2 separate regions of the Homo sapiens genome follow, and region 1 is linked to region 2. The links are chromatin contacts, found by Hi-C or POLR2A ChIA-PET in ENCODE. All regions are on one chromosome and are shown on one strand. Each heading gives the region's core, a stretch centred on a gene start or an enhancer-like site at or near the end of the contact. The rest is flanking DNA. Distances are from core to core; before and after follow the strand shown. Region 1 has its middle 120 kb from the start of LINC02181. Region 2 overlaps LINC02181 (long intergenic non-protein coding RNA 2181).

Region 1 (5,723 bases), core at 479-2,978, 110 kb after region 2:
AAAACTACGTTGCCAAGTGAGGAAATCGGGGATGAAACAACCCATCTCCATCGGACCTTACTCTCCACGGTCCTCAGTGGTCCCCTCTGGGCAGAGAGAGGACGAGGCTCCACTTCACACTGGGCCCGCCTGCGTTTTCCCACAAGGAGCAGAGATGGCGTGTGCAGAGTGAAGACGGATTATGAATGAAGGAAGGAACTGCGCACAGATCCTCCCCCCATGACTGCGGCGGCCCTCGAGGCCCCTTAGGGGTTCAAGGCCCCCATGTGGGGAACACCCAGTTAGATGCCCTCAAAGACCCCCGCCCCTCCAACAGCTGGCGACCTTTCACCCGGCTGACCAGAGGGAAGACCACCAGGGAAGTGGAGGATTGCCAGCGAGGGTCAGGCCCCAGGGGGGCAATGGCATTTCCAGGAGGGGGATTCTGGGGGGTCTCGGGCAGGAAGGGAGGGAGAGGCGGGCAGGAAGGGCTGGGAGGCTGGACAGAGGAGAGCGAGGGGACGAGGGGCACAGGGGCGCAGCTATTGGGGGTTGCAGGGAGGAGGCTGGGTCGGAAGGGGCCGTCCATGCAGCTCTAAAGTCCCCGAAGCTTTCTTCTGTCTCCCCTGTCCTTTATTTGAAGCAAGAAACAAGGGGAGGGAGAAGGCAAGAAAAGAAAAGAAAGAAACGAAGATGACAGAGATAGGGAAGGGAACAGAAAGATGCAGGCACAGGACAGGGACAGAGACAGAGAGGCAGAGGCAGAAGCAGAGGCGAAAGCACACAGAGGCTGAGAGGATCCTGTCAGAGCTAGGAGGAGCCATAGGGCCATCTGCCCATAGAGCCGCCGAGGCCGTCACAGAAACCTTCAGACGGGCCCTAAACGCAGAGACCCTGGAAACGTTCAGAGTAAGCACCGGTCGGTCAGTCGGGGTCAGAGTTATCAGGAACAGCACAACCAAACCAGGCACAGAGAGCCCCTCCACTCTCCCTCTCTCCCCATCCCTCTCCCACTTTCCCTCTGTAGCTCTCTCCCTCTCCCTCCTCTCTTCCTCTCTCTCCCCGCTCCCTCTCTCTCCCTCTCTCCCTTTCTCCCTCCTCTCTCTGCCTCCCTCTCTCCCTTTCTCCCTCCTCTCTCTGCCTCCCTCTCTCCCTTTCTCCCTCCTTCTCTCTCTGCCTCCCTCTCTCTCCCCGTCTCTCTGTCCCTCTCTCTCTCCCTCCATCTCTCTCTCCCCCCTTCCCTCTCTCCCTCCTTCCCTGTCTCTCTCCCTCCTTCCCTCTCTCTCTCCCTCCTTCCCTCTCTCTCTCCCTCTCCCTCTCACTCTCCGTCTCTCTCCTTCCATGTCTCTCCCTCTCCCTCTCTCTCTCCCTCTTCCTCTTTCTTCTCTTATGAATCTCTCTTTTTCTACCTCTCTCCGCTCTCCCTTTCTCTCCCCTCCTCTCTTTCTCCCTCTTTATCTCTCCCTTTGTCTCCCCTTCTCTCTCTCCCCATCTCTCCCCCCTCTCCCTCTCTCTCTCCCTCTGTCTCTGTGTGTCTCTCCCTTTCCGTCCCTCTCCCTCTTCCTCCCCACCCCCACCCCCCTTCCCCCCATTGGTCTCCTGGGTGAGGAGGGGGGCTGATGGAATGCTGTTTCAGGCCAGAGGGTTCCGAGGGCGGAAGGAGGGCACCCACAGCAGGTTCGATGGCAGAGGCCTCTACTCGTTAGGCCTCCCTGGGCCTCACAGCACAGCCCCAATTACGGTTTCGTGTGTCATGCTATTTTGATTCATGTTTCCTGTCTGGAAAACAGACTGGAGTGTTGGGCCCTGGGCCAGGACAGGGGCCGGGAGGGCAGGGGCAGGAACCTGCCCGGTCACTGACCAGAGCCCACTGCAGGAAACGGGAACTTTCCAGGGAGGCAGAACTACAGTCCCTGCCCCACCCCCACAAACAGCCTGAATGCACACAGGGAGGGGGACACTGCTGACCTCTGGCTTGGAGCTGAGTTCAAATCCTGCCTTGCTCAGCCACCCCTTCCAGCCGTGCAGCCTCAGCCCCTCATCCTCCCTGCTGGCCTTGCTGGTCTCATCTGTAAATGGGAAGGCACAGCATTGCCGTGGGTGCACGTGCAAAGTCCCTAAGGAAGCCTGGCACATGCGTGGTTTGTTTTGTTGTCACCCGTATTCCAGTTGTCACTTTAGGGCAGGCGTGAGGCTGGAAAGCGGGAGGAGGAGGCACGGCAGGTGCACAGAGTGTCGGCTCAGTGACCACTGTTCTCGTCTGTAAATGGCTTTGCACCAACACCTACGTCATGGAGTCCTCGGGCAGTCAATGGGTCCATCCATGTGCAGGGCTCAGAAGAGCGCCTGGCACAGAACAGGTGCCACCAATGTGAGCTCCTGCCATCATCGCCACAGCCCTCACTTCCATCACCATCGGAGGCCTGTGAAGCTCTGTGTGGGCCCCCACGGAGTTTCCAGAGCCTCCAGGGCGGACATCACATGCCTGCCATGGGCACCTGCAGCAAGGGGCCACGGAGGTCTCCCCAGCAACACGAGTCCTTTCTCAGAGAGTCCCCAAGATGGTGGCACAACAGCGGGAAGACAGCCCCACCCCTCCCTTCCCAAAGAAGCCAAGATCATCCAAGCCAGGATAAGCCCTCGGAGAACATGGGTGGGGGCCACAGCCATCTTCCTCTGATCAGTAACAGACAAGCCCCGAGCTCCTTCACATGCCAGACAGATTCAGGGGGCAAAGACAGGCAGCCCCTGCCCCCAAGGGCTCACCATCTACCTGAGGGTGCTGTGCCAACAGCACAAGGTCATACCGGGTGTATTACTCATGGCCAAGGAATGGGACAAAGGCTGCACCCCCGCAACACAGAGACCAGGAGGAAGGCAAATGCACTGGGGGTTGTGCCCACAGCTGGGAAGCAGGACAGTAAATCAGCGCTGGCAATAATTTGAAGAAGAATCACATGTGTGTTGTTAAGTGAAGCAACCAAGGTGCAAGATTGTAGATATAGACACACATATATGGACATGCACACGTGTGTACATGCGCATACATAAACATGCATGTACGTGCACATATAGTACACACTTGTGTACATATTCATATACATGCACCCATATATACAAACATGCATGTAAACGTGCTTGTGTGTGCATGCACACATACCTGAGCACACATACATGCGCACATATGCATATATACATACAGTACACCCATATATGCATACAGACAGACATATACATATGCACACATACATGCACACACAGATGCAGACACCTACATACACAGACACATATATGTGTACTCATATATGTAATCACAGATACACAGATACATAGGGTGTAAGAAAGGGAAGAAAAGAATCTGCTTGTATGAAACAGCCAAGTGTCTATCAACAGATGAATGGATAAACAAAATACGGCAGATTCAGACCACACAATATTATTTACCATAACTAGGAAGGAAGGAGGCCGGGTGTGGTGGCTCACACCTGTAATCCCAGCACTTTGGGAGACCGAGGTGGGCGCATCACCCGAGGCCGGGAGTTTGAGACCAGCCTGGCCAACATGGTGAAACCTCTTCTCTACTAAAAACACAAAATTACCCGGGTGTGGTGGCTACTTGGGAGGCTGAGGCAGGAGAATTGCTTAAACCACGGAGGTGGAGGTTGCAGTGAGCTGAGATGGCACCACTGCACTCCAGCTTGGGCGACAAGAGAGAAACTCCATCTCAGAATAAAAAAAAAAAAAAGGAAGGAAGGGCTGACACACATTACAACCTGGAGGAGCCCTGAAAACACGACGCAGAGTGGAAGAGCCAGTCACAAAGGCCATGCAGTGCAGCTTCCGTTCCTATGGAATATCCATCAAAGGCAAATCGGTAGAGAGAGGAGGCAGCTTGGTGTTTGCAGGGGGCCGGGGATTCACTGTCAATGGGCAGGGGGATGTTACTTGGTCAGGGGTAAGGATGCTCTCAAGCTGACTTGGGGGGCGGCTGCACCACTTGGTAAAATTAGTAAAAATCTTTGAGTTGCACACCTCAAATGAGTGAACTTTTTTTTTTTTTGAGACGGAGTCTCGCTCTGTCGCCCAGGCTGGAGTGCAGTGGCGCGATCTCGGCTCACTGCGACCTCCGCCTCCCGGGTTCAAGCGATTCTCCTGCCTCAGCTTCCCGAGTAGCTGGGATTACAGGCACCCGCCACCACGCCCGGCTAATTTTTGTATTTTTATTAGAGACGGGGTTTCACCATGCTGGCCAGGCTGGTCTCGAACTCCCGACCTCAGGCGATCCGCCTGCCTTGGCCTCCCAAAGTGCTGGGATTACAGGCGTGAGCCACCGCGCCCGGCCTGAAATGAGTGAACTTTATGATGAGTAAAATATCCCACAATCAAGTTGTTCTTAAAGAGACTCTGCTTCCTCCCCACCTGTGCTGTGTGGGCTCAGGAAGGGCCCCAGAGAAGCAGATCCCACTGAGGCTGCTGCCCTGTGAAGGGGGCCGGGGCCGGGTGGATCTATGGGAACTGAAGCAGAGCGTCTCAGGAGCCCATCCCGGCTTGACTTTCAACCTATGGGAATATTTGCCCATTCAGATTCACCAATTGTAGATAAGAACGAAATAATGTCCATCTGAGGGGGGATCGCATCCTCCACCTGGCCATCCCAGAACCCAGGACAGAGCGACGCTCCCCCAGTGCTAACCCAGGAGTGGACCCCAGTTCTCCTGAGCCCTTCCAGTGCATATCATGGTGAGACCGGGTGGTGAAGCAAGGGGAACTCGTTGGTGCTTTATCTTCCCTTGCTCTAGGAGGGTAAGGACCACTGCCTTCAGTGACTGCCCTCCGATTTGCTGAGAGCCTCTAGGCACAGCAGTTGCAGCCACGAGCCTGGGTGGGAGGGCGTGAAACATCTTCACTCACTGAGCCCTCCTCATCACCATCCCCATGTTAAAGAAGAAAAAGCTGAAGTGGTGGAGCAGAGATCCAAACCAAACACCAACAACCTGCCCGAGGATTTACAGTTCCAGGTGCCTCTGAAGGGAGCCCAGGGCTTTCTGGGCCTGTAGAGTTCGAAGGCACCAGGTAACTCCTGACTTAGGCCTCCTGCCCCACACTCTGCTCCCAGCACAGAAGTGGCCGCAGGCCCTTTACTCGTCTGCCCCTCTGGAGGAGCCAGAGAGAAACTGGGAGGCCCAGTGGGAAGCCCTTCTGCCCCAGTTCACCAGTGCCTCCCAGTCTAAACAAAACCACAGCCCAGAAGTCCCCAGCCCCTTTAATTAGACTCCCACTGTTCTGCCCAGGAGGACCTCAGACTTAACTGTACAATGTGTTAACCTCCTTGGCTATTCTTGAGCCAACAGTTTGGGAATATTTCACTAGAAAAAAACAATAGCCTTACAGTCCAAGGGTGGGAGTCAGACACAAAGAAGAAACGGATTCTTTTTTTTATTATTGGGATAAAATTCAGATACTATAAAAGTCACCCTTTTAAAGTATGCAATTCAGTGGTTTCTAGTATATTTACAAAATTGTGCAACCATCAGCACTATCAGATTCCAGGACATTTCCATCCCCTCAAAAGAAACCCCATGCCCATTAGCAGTCACTCCCTATTCCCTCTCCTCCCGGCCCCTGCTTTCTGCTGTCTTTGTGGATTTGCCTCTTTTGGAAAACTCACATACGTGGACTCATGCAGTATATGGCTGACATTGTTTGGACATTTGTCCCCACCCATATCTCATGTTGAATTGTAA
Region 2 (5,026 bases), core at 1,326-3,825:
GATCCTCCCGCCTCGGCCTCTCAAAGTGCTGGGATTACAGGCAGGAGCCACCACGCCTGGCCTATAGCAATTTTGAAAACTGGCTCAAGCCCATTCCTCTATCCCCTGACATAACCCCCCAAAGAGAAGACTTTTTAAAAAGGTAAGAAAACTGTTTTTTTTTCATTTTTAAGAGTTTTATATTAGCTATAAATTTCTGGAGTAAAGATTTGGTTCCACCTAGTCAGCTCCCACATTTTTCTCCCCATCATCCTTGGGGCTAAGGTGTAGGAGAGCTGGGTAGAGACACACACACTCACACACACGCGCACACACACGCACACACAGACACACACGTGCGCACACACACGCACCCAGACACACGCGCGCGCACATACACGCACACACATGCACCCAGACACGCACACACGCGCACACAGACACGCACACGCATGCACACACACAAAAACACTCCTTGTGATGGAGCTCTTTAATCCTCCTGGACCCTGAACGCTTTGGTGAACACAAGCGTACAAAACTAGGATAACCCAAATATTATTCTGAATTCTTTTTTTCAGTCGTTTAAGCAAAACAACTTTCATTTTTAAAGTTTATGTGATTTTTCCTTATAAATATCATCACATTCCACGATACATCTGTCCGATGTCGATTTCTGGACTTTCTTACGCAAATAACCATCCTGCCTTCCTCCTCCTTTTCCCTCCTAACTGATCATTAGATTTGCCTTGAAATTCCAGTATTAATTGCTTTATCTTGGAAATGAAAGGCAGGGTATTCTTTTCACAGAGAACTCTATAGTTTCATAATTTCCTACACTACTTGGACTAGTTTCGTGGAAAGGAAAGGAGTCAACTGTGGCCTAGCACATTAACATATGTTTTCTTTGCAGTCCTCTCAATAATTTGACAAGACGTGCAGAAGATTTTAAAAAGGCAACTTATATTAACAAATAAAAATTACAATTAAATTTACTGAGTATTACAATTCACCCATTTTAAGAGAGAAATTTTTTTAACTGAATCTGATTTTTCTTTATTACACATCATTAAAAAAAATGTGTCCTAGGACCCTAAAATCAGGCTTGCTATTGTGTTACAGGCACACTTTACTTCATTTCGGGTGTGTGTGCATGTGTGTACCAAAGTATTTAAATTTTGTAAGTTAATTTCTCACTCAATAGAGTTGGAAAGATCTGGACATTATAAAGGCAAACTCATTTTCTGCTGGAATGAAATGAGAAAACGAAAATTTTAAAAATTCATTTTATTAGGTAAATTTAGTAGGGACTCACTGGGAGCCTCTGAAATACACCAGCCCGCTTCTGCTTACTTTCTCCGTCTTTCAGAGTCTTAAAATGAAAATCAAAGTCACTCCCCCTCCCCTTCTTATCCGATGTTTGCATAGAAATTGTAGAGTTTCTTTTCCTAAAAGTGGAGAATGGTGCTGAGAGCCGAGGGGGTGAGTTCAGACAAGAAGCCCTGGAGAAAGGGAACTCCGCGCTGAAGGCAGGGAAGGCGGCGAGATGGAGGAAGGGGTCAGAGGCGCCGGGGAAGACCGGGGGGCACTCACAGTTCCCGAGTCCGCTTCTGTCTCCTGGTCCTGATTCCAAAAGGAAATGTGACTCTTTTGTGCAGAACCAGAAATGAACATCCAGGAAGTCGGCAAAATCACTAACTAAACAACCAATGGAGGAAAAACAACATTAAAATTCCAAATTTGGGGTTTTTTTTCCATAATGGAACAGAAAATGAATTGAAGGGAGGGGAGGGGAAGAGGACAGTTTTCAGTATATTTTAATTTTTTCCTGTGACCTGAGCTGGGCCCCAGGTTAATCCAAGTTTGAATCTGGAATCTTTGCTCTCCTACATCTACATCCTATAAAGGGTCACTTGACTGCAATAAATTCAGGCTGATCGCAAACCCCAAACTTCGCTGTATGAACAGTCTAAGCTCCTGCCGACGATCTGAAATGAGTTTTCCTATGAAAATATACTTTAGAACTCAGCGACCCCCACCCTAACGAAGGCCTTCAATGACAGGAAATGTTTGCCATTTTAAGCACTTTTTATTTGCATTTGCTCTGAAGCTGAGGGAGTTAGAGGAGAAACGTACGTTTAATGCTGGTTGTGAAATTAAGATGGATGGAGGAAGTGTGGACGCATGTGTGTTTCAAGGACCCAGACCGGACATCCTGGGTCCTGCAATTAGCCTCAGCAACAAGGGTAACTTTGCTCTGAATTCCCACAAAAGCAAGAAAGAGATTGCCTGTTGCAGTAGGGCCGTATTTTACATTCTCTTGTGTTGTTGATAAATTGGAAGAGAAATGCTTCCTCTTTTCAGCCGGTTAGACTTATGAAAAATGGCATCTTGCAGTGTTTGTGGGGTGGAGATGTGTTTGTGCGAGTGTTTTCTCTCTGGGATCAAAAGAGGAAAAAAGATTTTTTTTTCCCCAAAATCACCTAAATACTGGAGCTCCGAAACACGCAGCATGTGTATAAAATTGTCCTTCAGAAATCCATCTTGAATTTTTTTTTAAAGTCCTCTCTTTGATCAAAAGCCGGCAAAGAATTACATTTTTCTCCATTCTGTTGCATTTCACATGGACTAACACAGGGTGAGCCTAAACAAACACGCGGCCTGGCCATGAGTGCTTCTTTCAGTTCGAGTAGCTTGAGGTGGGCTGGATGCATTTAGGGGGGTGAGGGGAGAGGATGACAGTTGGGGGGATTCGTTAGAAGGAGGGGAGGAAGGCTACAAACTTTAGGGGAAGCTAAGACAGAAATAAACCCGTGATGAAAAAAAAACGTAAAACTGCCTCCCCGCACGGAGCCTGCACCGCGCAGCTTCACTGTTGAAATTCTTCTGCCCGAAAGATAAATGGCCTACTTTATTCAAGAGTGTCAAGTAGGGAAAACAAAACAAAACAAAAGCCCTTCAAAGTATATTTTCAGAAGATAATCTACTAAGAGGAGTGTGCGGGGGAGAAGGGCCGGCTCCGGGTAGGACATTCTGAACAAGGACCCCTGAGAACCTAGAGCTTTAATGGAGACAACCAAGAAAAGCCAGGGCTGGGCTGAGGCTCTTCAAGGGACAGGAAACCGGCCGACTCCATCCAAGCCCCCATGGAAATGGCTGCTCAGGGCCCCCCACGTGCAGCGTCTAAGCCACCAACAACACAGGGCCTCCCTGGCACCCCGGACGGTGTGCGAAGCTGCGGTGCAGATCCCGGGCCGTGGGCATCTTGAGCCACCACTGAGAGTGACGCCCTTTGTGTGGCATCTTCTCCAGTTGGAGGAAGGAGATGCCAGCCGGGCCAGTGACTCAGAAGAGGTGCCCTGTCATCTCTGCAGCCAGCCGGCATCTCCACGCAGGCCTTAGCGTGTGAAGGTGAGGGGACCTTCACCTCTACCAAGGCAGAGAACAGTCCCCGTGACCCCAGAGACTGCCCTAGAATCCCCCTCGCCCACAAGTGCAAGGACCCCGTAGCAGAGGGGCAGTGATCCCTGCTATGCCCCCCACAGCCTGGGAGCCACCACCCTGCCTGTTCATGTCCTAGGGACCCAAAGAACTTCCCCCAAACCCAGCCAATTGTATGGACAGTCTTTTGCCTGGCGTGGGGGCCAAGTGGACAATACCACACGGAGGACGGTGCTGAAAATTTCAAAGGAGAACCGTCTGAGGCGGCTTTGGCATTTCTCCTTTTGCTGCATGCAGAATGCGCAGAGCCCTCCATGCTCAAGGCAGGCGCCAAGGGGGGCAAGGTAACGTTCCCTGGAGCCGCAGGCCTGGGGCGTGATTTATTAGCGGTGGCACAGGCCCGGGTGGAGTGCAAGGGAAGGCAAGGCGTTTTCTAGATGTTTAAGGTGGAGGAGAGGGACCAGGACACTTGTTACAAACGCTGACAAGGCCAGCTGCCACGTGGACATTCGGGGACCCAATAACCTAGCGGCCGTCTCCCCCGCCCACCTCTCCGGGTCCTAGGCCACTGCGCCAGTGAATACTCCCCGGGCTCTTGGCTGCTCACATTCTAGTTTTCAACCGTGTTGTGGCTGACACAACCCCACGCCTGGGGCTAGCAGGGAGCTGACAGCTTGGTGAAGGTGAGAGAGCGAGAGAGAGGGTGTACCCGTGGGGGAAGAGAAAACAAGAATGTTCTAGAAGGGAGACAGAGCCCAGTTCCTTGACCCAGAAGGCAGGCGCCATACACTTTTCTCTTTCACTGGTCTTTCCCTAAAATGCCAAAAAAATAAACCAGGGACGACATAAATGTACGTGCAGAAAGAGTTTAGAGATTTCATGCGTGCGCACACCCGACTGCGTTTTATTTTTACTTTATTTATTTGAAACACCAGGTCGTGTCTTCCTCCTAGAGGCCCTTTTTCTGACTGTGTTACCCCTGCTCCCACGGAGCTTCCCTCTTTAATGTAAACGAAGGCATTTCCCAGAGCCTTTTGCTGGAATGTTCTAAAATGCAGCATCGACACATTTCTATTTCGTTTTATTGCAGACTTTATTTTACGGCTCTGAGTGTGTGGGGTGTGTGGAGCCCGGGCCAGGGAGGAGGGTCCGGCTGCGGAGGAGCTCCCTGACGGTGCTGTCGGCCTCAAATAAATCCCAAAAAGTGACGGTCGAGCTGGCGAGAGAATTTGGGAAACCAACAGACAAAATATACAGCACAGCCCGTGGGCCTCCCCTTTACGAGCCACGGAGAGCTTCGGGGCTGGAGGGCCGGGGCCTGCGAGGCCACTCATTAGCGCCTGATGAATTGGACATGGGGCCGATGGCCCTCCTGGGGCAGCCAAATGCTCGAAAACCAAGTTTTATTAACCTAATAAAATGAGAGGGAAAAAAGTCAGGAAAATTTCAGCTGGAAGAATAAATGCAGGAGAGCGCAGTCAGTGAACCGTCTTTGAGTATATTCAGAATTATATGGGAGGCCAGGAGCAGCTCCCAAGAAGACCCTGCGTGCGCCGCTAATGTCTGATTTGGGCAGATCAGCGAGCAAATGCGACAACAGCCCACAGGG

Evidence for each region. A loop is a pair of places that touch in the nucleus more often than their neighbours do. ChIA-PET counts read pairs that join two places held with the same protein, here RNA polymerase II (POLR2A). Pooled maps may share reads with other maps.
Region 1: a loop to region 2 is called in a map of endothelial cell of umbilical vein, with 6 times the contacts of the local background. The contact joins two enhancer-like sites. A Hi-C loop is called at or near these places in 2 of 168 maps with a recorded cell type or tissue (Calu3 and endothelial cell of umbilical vein) and 6 of 50 pooled maps. POLR2A ChIA-PET finds 5 or more read pairs at or near these places in 2 of 52 experiments (OCI-LY7 and activated CD4-positive, alpha-beta T cell).

What each region holds. Positions count from the first base shown.
Region 1 is chr16:87,177,448-87,183,170 of GRCh38, forward strand. No RefSeq gene overlaps it. Among named protein-coding and RNA genes, the nearest start is that of LINC02181, 120 kb to the left of the region's middle. Within about 2 kb of position 1,729, at least 5 of the 41 ENCODE cell types and tissues checked have a DNase peak (open chromatin) inside an H3K27ac peak, as active enhancers do; they include endothelial cell of umbilical vein, where a contact is called at or near this core.
Region 2 is chr16:87,063,361-87,068,386 of GRCh38, forward strand. It overlaps LINC02181 (long intergenic non-protein coding RNA 2181), which reads left to right. Exons shown (of 3, transcript NR_126008.1): 3 at 1-631. Among named protein-coding and RNA genes, the nearest start is that of LINC02181, 8.1 kb to the left of the region's middle. Within about 2 kb of position 2,576, at least 3 of the 41 ENCODE cell types and tissues checked have a DNase peak (open chromatin) inside an H3K27ac peak, as active enhancers do; they include endothelial cell of umbilical vein, where a contact is called at or near this core.